2 separate regions of the Homo sapiens genome follow, and region 2 is linked to region 1. Evidence: chromatin contacts called from ENCODE Hi-C data. All regions are on one chromosome and are shown on one strand. Each heading gives the region's core, a stretch centred on a gene start or an enhancer-like site at or near the end of the contact. The rest is flanking DNA. Distances are from core to core; before and after follow the strand shown.

Region 1 (4,163 bases), core at 185-2,684:
ACTAAATATGGCCTGAGAAGGACTCCATACATCTATACTTGAATCCTTGTGGATGAACTGTAACCTAGCTTAACAGACAAGATTGAAAACCTAACTTAGAAGTATGCGTCTCTTACAATAAGCGAGTCTTGGCCAATTCCAGCCGCCACACTTCAATCACTCATAGACTGCTAAGTGTTCAAATAAGGCCAACGCCAACCTGTAACCAATCCAGCTGTTTCTGTACTTCACTGCCAATTTCTGTACCTCATTTCCCTTTTTTTGTCTATAAATCTTCCACCACGTGGCTCTGCTGGAGTCTCTTAATCTGCTGTGATTCTGGGGGCTGCCCAATTCGTGAAATCGTTCACTGCTCAATTAAACTCCTTTAAATTTAATTCAGCTTAAGTTTTTCTTTTATAACTGGTAAACAACTGGAGACCAGGTAGGGTCTAAATGCTTTATTTATCAGCTTAGTCTCCACCTTAGAAGTGACAAACATTCTCCGTTTGGCCAAACTTCGGGCTCCTGGGCCTTCTCCTAGGACCATCTGTGCATCTTCTTGTAAAACTCAGTTTCAGCAAAGAACCTTGTTAAGGCAGTGTAGTGAGAATCCCTCACCCTTGATGGGGTTCCTCATCCTCCACCACCCCCAGGTGATGTCTGCTATCCTGGCCTATCTTCGTCTAGAATCCTGTTGTGTTGGTTTAGCCAGAATCTCCCTTGCCCCTGATATTTCCTCTTAGTAATTTTCCATCCACTGACCGACTTCCACCCCTTGGCTATAAATTCCTACTTACTCATACTGTATTTCTATTTGAACAGGTAAGGGAGAAGGGAAGAGTACGTAGGACACACTCAAATGCCTTATCCTCTAAAAATCACTCAGGAATCTTTAGCCTTAATTTCCCAGCTTTTGTCCTTTACACAGTTACAGATTTTCCTTGCTCATAAACGCTGTAGGTCTTCCCTGCTTAATTGGAAACTCCTTGCTCACAAAATGATTCACCCCCATTCCTAGAACCGGGCTTGGCAAAGCATAGGCTCCCAATAATGAATGAATGGATTTATAGAAGAAAAGGTTTTTTCTTTTTCAGCTGTTACTACAATGGTCAACAATAACGACAAAAACCACTTAAAGTTGGACAGACGTCTACTGCAACCAACTCTCAAAAAGTTTAGAACAGCGCACTACGCCCCGCCCATTGGCGAGAAACGGAAATACCCGCTTTCGAGAAAACCGGAAGTGCGTGGTCACGCCCCGCGCATGCGTGCATCGGGGCAGCTCACGCTTCCTAAATCCCGTCATCCAGTGAGAAAGCAGGGACTCTTCGGCCTAGGCAGCCGGGACCCAGCCAGCCCTGCGCCTCGCGCCGTCGCGCATGCGTCCTGGGTATGTCCACGCGCAATAAGGAGGGGCGAAAGGACATTTTTTTTTTTCTTGCTCCCGCCTCTGTTCTTCCCCCACCTGCCACGTACAGAGCCCAAGTTCTCGCTAGGCTTGTTGGGTCAGCGCGATTGGCCGGGGCCCGCGCGAGCCTGCGAGCGAGGTGCGGCGGTCGCGAAGGGCAACCGAGGGGGCCGTGACCACCGCCTCCCCGCGACGCCCCAGTCCAGTGGCCTCGCGTCCGCCCATTCAGCGGAGACCTGCGGAGAGGCGGCGGCCGCGGCCTCCGCAAGCCGGTATGGCCACTGGAGACGGGGGTTGCGGGCGCTCTGTCCGAGGAGGCCGGGAGACTAGGAGGCGCTGGGAGGGCCTCGTTCGAACCGCGCGGCAGCTGGGGTCGGAGGCACTGTGGGAAGGGGCTGGAGGGAGGAGGGGGTGGGAGGGAGGAGGGGGTGGGAGGGAGGACGAGGCCGGGGGGGAGGGCGGGCGGGGCCTTGCATGGGGGGAGGGGAAGGGAGGTCGCGGAGGGGGAGGGGAGAGAGGCAACCCCTGGCTGCGGTGGCCAGGAGGCGCGCCTGGGGGGCTCCGGGAGGGGAGTGCGCCAGCTAATGCCTTGGTGCAGCCTGCCTCCAAGCGTTTGGATTGAGAGGAGAGGGGCTTTGGGAGGTTTGGGGCGGCCGGCGCCCAATACCCGAAGGAGCTCGGAAGGGTGTGGAGTGGCGCCTACGGGAATAAGTTGATTGGGGTCATAGAATCGGAGCCTAGTTCCTTGGCTAAGTCAGCGCTTAATCAAGCGCCGGCTGGAGGCCCAGCCTGGTTTATAGTGATGATTCTAGCTAACTTTAAGAGTTTGCTTTGCTGGACACTACAGTAAGTATTTTGGATGCACTGTCTCATTTAATCATCACAAGGATTCCTCCAAATTCAGATATGGTTGTTTTCATTTCGAATGTGATGAAAGTGAGCCTTGGAGGACTTAAGATCACATAGCTAGTAGTGAGAATCTTTACCGTCTTGCTGCACTGCCTTTGAGGCAGGGTTTGAGGCCTCTTGGCATTCTTTAGAATAATTACAGGTTGACTTGGCTTAGTATTTCTTGAAGGAAACTGCTCCCCTCAGGAGGTGCTTAAGCCACAGCCTCTGAAATTGAGCAGGGTCTTACCCTTAGAGGTAGTAGAACCAGAAGTTTGTCCGCCGAACCTAGAACCTGGTTCAGGAGGCAGGCTTTTTATATGACCTTGGGCGTGTCAGATTATTCCCAGTGCTGAGAAAAGTGTACCTGGTAGAGGGTTATATTATACAAGTTAGAAGCCGAGTCATTTCTGGACTTCAGAGGGGGCGGGGCAAGGACAAGATGGGAGAAGAGCTTGTCGTAGGGCTCCTACTGGCAGTTCTAGGAACTAGTTAATACCAGTCTCTACTTTGGAAGAGAAAATGAGTACCAGAATTCTGTATGTGAAGTAATGTTGGGTTGGGATTTCCCCTTGAAGGGAAAGTTTTGTTGCACACTTACTTTTGAGATACTTTTGTGTTTACTCTGGGGAGATGACTGCAAGAGCAAACGACAGCTTTAGGAAAGAAGCACTGGTTCCTGGCCACAAGATGTTTACAGTCAATAGGAAACACAAAAAGTGAATTTGCAGGTAAACACGGCAGATAGAAAGTATACGTGACTCAATTTTTTTTTTTTTTTGAGACGGAGTCTGGCTCTGTCGCCCAGGCTGTAGTGCAGTGGCGTGATCCCCCAGCTCACTGCAACCTCCGCCTCCCGGGTTCAAGCGATTCTCCTGCCTCAGTCTCCTGAGTATCTGGGATTACAGGCGTGCGCCACGACAACTGGCTCATTTTTGTATTTTTAGTAGAGACAGGGTTTCACCCTGTTGATCGGTCTGGTCTTGGACTCCTGACCTCGTGATCTGCCCGCCTCGGCCTCCCAAAGTGCTGGGATTACAGGTGTGAGCCACCGTGCCCGGCCCTCAAATTTTAAATCCATTGAAATTGGGCAACAAACCCGTACCCCAGTCAGAAGGACATACCATCAATTATCTTCAAAGCTGGAATTTTTTTCTTAATTAGGAGTGTGTCTGATGGAAGTCACTTCTAGCTACATAAAGAAGGTACAGTGTGAGGGGTCGGATGTAAAAACTGATCTATATTACAGCTTTCTTCTCCCATAATTAAAAAATTTAAACAAAGTCTTTAAATTCTATATGTCAGGCACTTTTCTAGGTGCTGCTGGGAATAGATAGTACCAGCTCACTGAAGCTAAGCACTGGTTCCTTTTACATTATTGCTGGTTTACACTTCTTGTAGGAAGGAGAAGGTAACAAATACATTGATTTATTGAAAGGTCTTTATTACTCTTAGGCTGCCAGAGCAAGCAAGATGGAATATTTACCATCTTGGTGAAGTAATTATACTTTAGAGTTGGCACATAGTAGGTATTTAATAAGTAGTTCCTGAATACCGAAAGCATTGCAGAAGGCATTGCAGAAGGCGAAGAGTTGGTTGTGTGGAGATTTCTGTTAATCACTGTCTTCACGAGAAGTCCATTGTGAGAACTGGCAGATAAAAAGCTAACTGTATTCTTATTTTGCATTAAGATAAGCATGGCATCCCTAGAGTGGAATGCAGTTCACTCTGTTCTGCATTGACCTTAGAGTGTTATATTTAGTTTTAATGACCCATTTCATTGAAGATTTATTAATAAAATATCTGTTGAGAGCATGGTGAGGGGTCTAGAGATATTAATTTAAGGACTAGTTAGATGGAAGGACCTAGCGTATTTATATGAAGA
Region 2 (3,910 bases), core at 1,371-3,870, 1.0 Mb after region 1:
GATTCTCCTGCCTCAGCCTCCCAAGTAGCTGGGATTACAGGCATGTGCAACTATGCCCAGCTAATTTTGTATTTTTAGTAGAGATGGGGTTTCGCCATGTTGGCCAGGCTGGTTTCAAACCCCTGACCTCAGGTGATCCTCCCGCCTCGGCCTCCCAAAGTGCTGGGATTACAGGCGTGAGCCACCGCGCCCGGCCTTACTTTGTTCTTACACATATAGTAAGATTGTGTTCTCTAGGTAAGGAGTTTCTTGGTTAAAAGGAAAAAAATCCTAGTCTTAATTGCCCCTTCAGAACTAGGAAATTTGTCTTTAGACCAAAGCAGCAGGAAACAAGAATCGAAAGGAGTTAAAACAAGTGTAGAGAGATAGGAGAACCCAGGAAAGGGGGAATGCTCAGAGAATCCAGTGCCTGGAAATCTAGAAGCATGAATTACTAGATTTTCCCAAGCAAAAATGATCAGACTTTGCAGATTGCTGTTTCAGAAAGAGGGGAGTTCAGAATAAAGGTTGCAAGAGGAAGTGGGAGAGCTGGTAGTAGAAAGCAGAAGTTTTTTGTATACTCTGTTTAGTTTCTCACTTCCTGTGAGCACAACTTCGTTACCACCTGCAGCCTGTGCTGTCTTTTCACCTTTTACTTTAGAACTAACTGTTCAGTCTACCCATCAAAAGATGGGTACATTTACTTCCTCCATCAAGTCTTCACTGAAGATTTCAGATTCTATTTCTTTCTCAATTCCCTGAAATATTAGTGAGCTCAGTCACAATCACACCGTTTAGCATATAATAGTTGCATCAAAAGAAGGCTCGGCGCCGTTGCTCACGCTTGTAATCCCAGCACTTTGCCGGGCTGAGGCAGAAGGATCACTTGAGCTCAGGAGTTCAAGGCCAGCCTGGGCAAAAAAAAATTGTCTCTAAAAAAAAAAAAAGAAAAAAGTGTGAGCCTGCTTTCTTCCAACTAGGCAATGTATTTCTTGAATTTGGAGACTATATAAAAATATATTTATATACATAATCTATATTTATATATAAATATATAACATATATAATATATAATATATAAATATATAACATATATAATATATAATATATAAATCTATAACATATATAATATATAATATATAACATATATAATATATAATATATAATATATATAACATATATAATATATAATATATAACATATATAACACATATAATATATAAATATATAACATATATAATATATAACATATAACATATATAATATATAAATATATAACATATATAATATATAATATATAAATATATAACATATATAATATATAATATATAAATATATAACATATATAATATATAATATATAAATATATAACATATATAATATATAATATATAAATATATAACATATATAATATATAAATGTATAACATATATAATATATAAATATATAACATATAACATATATATCTAAATATATAACATATATAATATATAATATCTAAATATATAACATATATAATATATAATATCTAAATATATGACATATATAATATATAATATCTAAATATATAACATATATAATATATAATATATAAATATATGACATATATAATATATCTAAATATATAACATATATAATATATAATATCTAAATATATAACATATATAATATATAATATCTAAATATATAACATATAATATATAATATCTAAATATATAACATATATAATATATAATTTATATATAATTATAATATATGCAATATCTATATAAAATATATATATTTTTGAGACATAGTTTCGCTCTTGTTGCCCAGGCTGGAGTGCAGTGGCATGATATCGGCTCACTGCAACCTCTGCCTCCCGGGTTCAAGCGATTCTCCTGCCTCAGCCTCCCGAGTACCTGGGATTACAGGCATGCGCCGCCACGCCAGGCTAATTTTTTTGTATTTTTACTACAGACGGGGTTTCTCCATGTTGGCCAGGCGGGTCTCGAATTCCCGACCTCAGGTGATCAGCCTGCGTTGACCTCCCAAAGTGCTGGGATTACAGACGTGAACCACTGCGCCCGGCCTGGAGATTATATTTTAAAGTTATTTTGAATACTCCCTGGAAAAGTTCTTGGTTCATACTTATACCCGTAAGTCAAAAGATTTGTCAAATATTCAAGAACAATCAAACAATCACTTAAAAATACTGTATAAAAGTTTCTATTTCGGCATACTTTACTTTTACTTAACTAAAATTTCAAATAAAATGTATCCACTTTTATGATCTCAACAAGATCGGTCATTCCTATAGCGGAGTTGAAAACTTTCAACTTATTCACAATTATCAAAAGAATGGAGCAGCCCCCACAGAGACTTCCAGCAATGAGTTGTAAAATGCAGTCTGCATTAAGTAGCTTCCTTACAATCATCCCGATGGTAAAAGTGTCAAATTTCGCAAACGCCTGGACAAGGAAGTGAAATGATCATCTAATAACGCAGTTGACTCATCTGTCAAATAAGCGAGTGGGCCAGGGTCCCTGAGCTCACTACCCTCAGATTCTAACTCCAGCTTCACATCATTAGGCGTAAGCAGCCAATTGGGCCGTCTGGGAGCCGTGCATCCTGGGAGTTATAGTTTCCGGCTCCCTCCTTCAGATTACAAGCTCCACAGAGCCGCGGGAGGACGGTTGCCTGGTATTATTAGCAAGCAGCAAATATGGCGGTGGCGCGCGTGGACGCGGCTTTGCCTCCCGGAGAAGGTAAGGCGATCCCTACCCCGAGTCCTAAGGTTTACTTCACGGAGCTGAATTAAATAGTGGAGAGCAGAAAACCTAGGTTTAGATGTGCAGTTCTGGACCAGTTCTTTTGATGCGGATCTGTGGTCGTCGCGGAGGCGGGCTACCCTCTGGGAGTTGTAGTTCACCTGCCGTTCCCAGCTCTCCGGCGTCGCGGTGAGGGCCGAGCGGGGGACTACAGCCCCCAGAAGCCTTCGCGCGGCCCGGCGCCCTGGCTCCCGCGCTCCCGATGCTGAGGAGGCGGTGGATTTCGGGCTGCGATGACCTTTCTTGACCATTTACTTTGAGTCATGGGTGCCTAAGCGAAATGTTTGGGATCTCCCTCTTTCGCTTCACACATCTCCCTCTCTTCTTGGTTCCTGGAACCATCAGGAAAACCTTCCCTCAGAGACCGCTGCCTAGTCTGGCTTTGAACCCTTCCTCGGAGGTGGCCAGTGGCCGTGATAAAATCTAAGGGATGATCCAGAGCCCGCAGTTCTGTACTCCTTGTTCTTGCACACGGGTCCTAGGATCGAGTTTGGTCGCTGCCCAGTAGAGCACAGGACTGTGTGGGTGCTTCTGTGGCCTGAAGATACCTACCTCTTTGGGGCGCCGGACGCGAGCTGCTTTTGTTTTGGTTACAGCTCCGAGGCTTGGCAGCAGTCAGTCCTCTAAATCGGGGACAGGGCCCAGGGGTCGAGGCCCGTCTTCATGGCTTAGACCAGGAGTGCATTTTCTGGGAGCTGTAAATTCTTGGGGGAAGAGTTGGTGGATGGTTCTCAGACCTCTCTGTCGACCCCTTGGAATTGTGTACAAAGGCTGTGCACTTTTCTGAGACAGCACACCCCTTTCATCAATTTTTCAGAGGGGCTCACGACTCCTCACATGCTAAGAGCCATTAGACAACGGGAAAACGTTGAAATCCTCCAGGAGAGCAATCTGGCATAATTATTTCCTGCAGTAGTCCTAATCTGGGTGTAAATTTGAAATTGGCCGTTTCTCTGGCCCCGCCCTCTTTGGAGATCGGCTTTTCTTAAACCACACCTCTCAAGCCCACCAGGGCTACTTAACTGTTAATAGCAGTTAACATTTACAGAGCACTTTGTATGACCCAGGCGATGTTCTCAGTCCTTTTTTTTTTTGTTTTTTTTTTTACATTATCTCATTTT

Evidence for each region. Hi-C counts contacts between places; a loop is a spot of excess contacts on that map. Pooled maps may share reads with other maps.
Region 2: a map of CD8-positive, alpha-beta T cell shows a loop between it and region 1 (20-fold over the local background). The contact joins the promoter of CEP97 here to the promoter of TFG in region 1. A Hi-C loop is called at or near these places in 4 of 168 maps with a recorded cell type or tissue (B cell, CD8-positive, alpha-beta T cell and naive thymus-derived CD4-positive, alpha-beta T cell), 1 of 37 single-sample maps with no recorded cell type and 11 of 50 pooled maps.

Annotation. Positions count from the first base shown.
Region 1 is chr3:100,708,060-100,712,222 of GRCh38, forward strand. It overlaps TFG (trafficking from ER to golgi regulator), which reads left to right and starts at 1,435. Exons shown (of 8, transcript NM_006070.6): 1 at 1,435-1,662. RefSeq lists enhancers at 1,003-1,894, 1,895-2,785 and a silencer at 1,532-1,761.
Region 2 is chr3:101,721,994-101,725,903 of GRCh38, forward strand. It overlaps CEP97 (centrosomal protein 97), which reads left to right and starts at 2,621. Exons shown (of 11, transcript NM_024548.4): 1 at 2,621-2,726. The coding sequence starts at 2,684. RefSeq lists enhancers at 401-460, 2,597-2,966, 3,247-3,316, 3,488-3,910.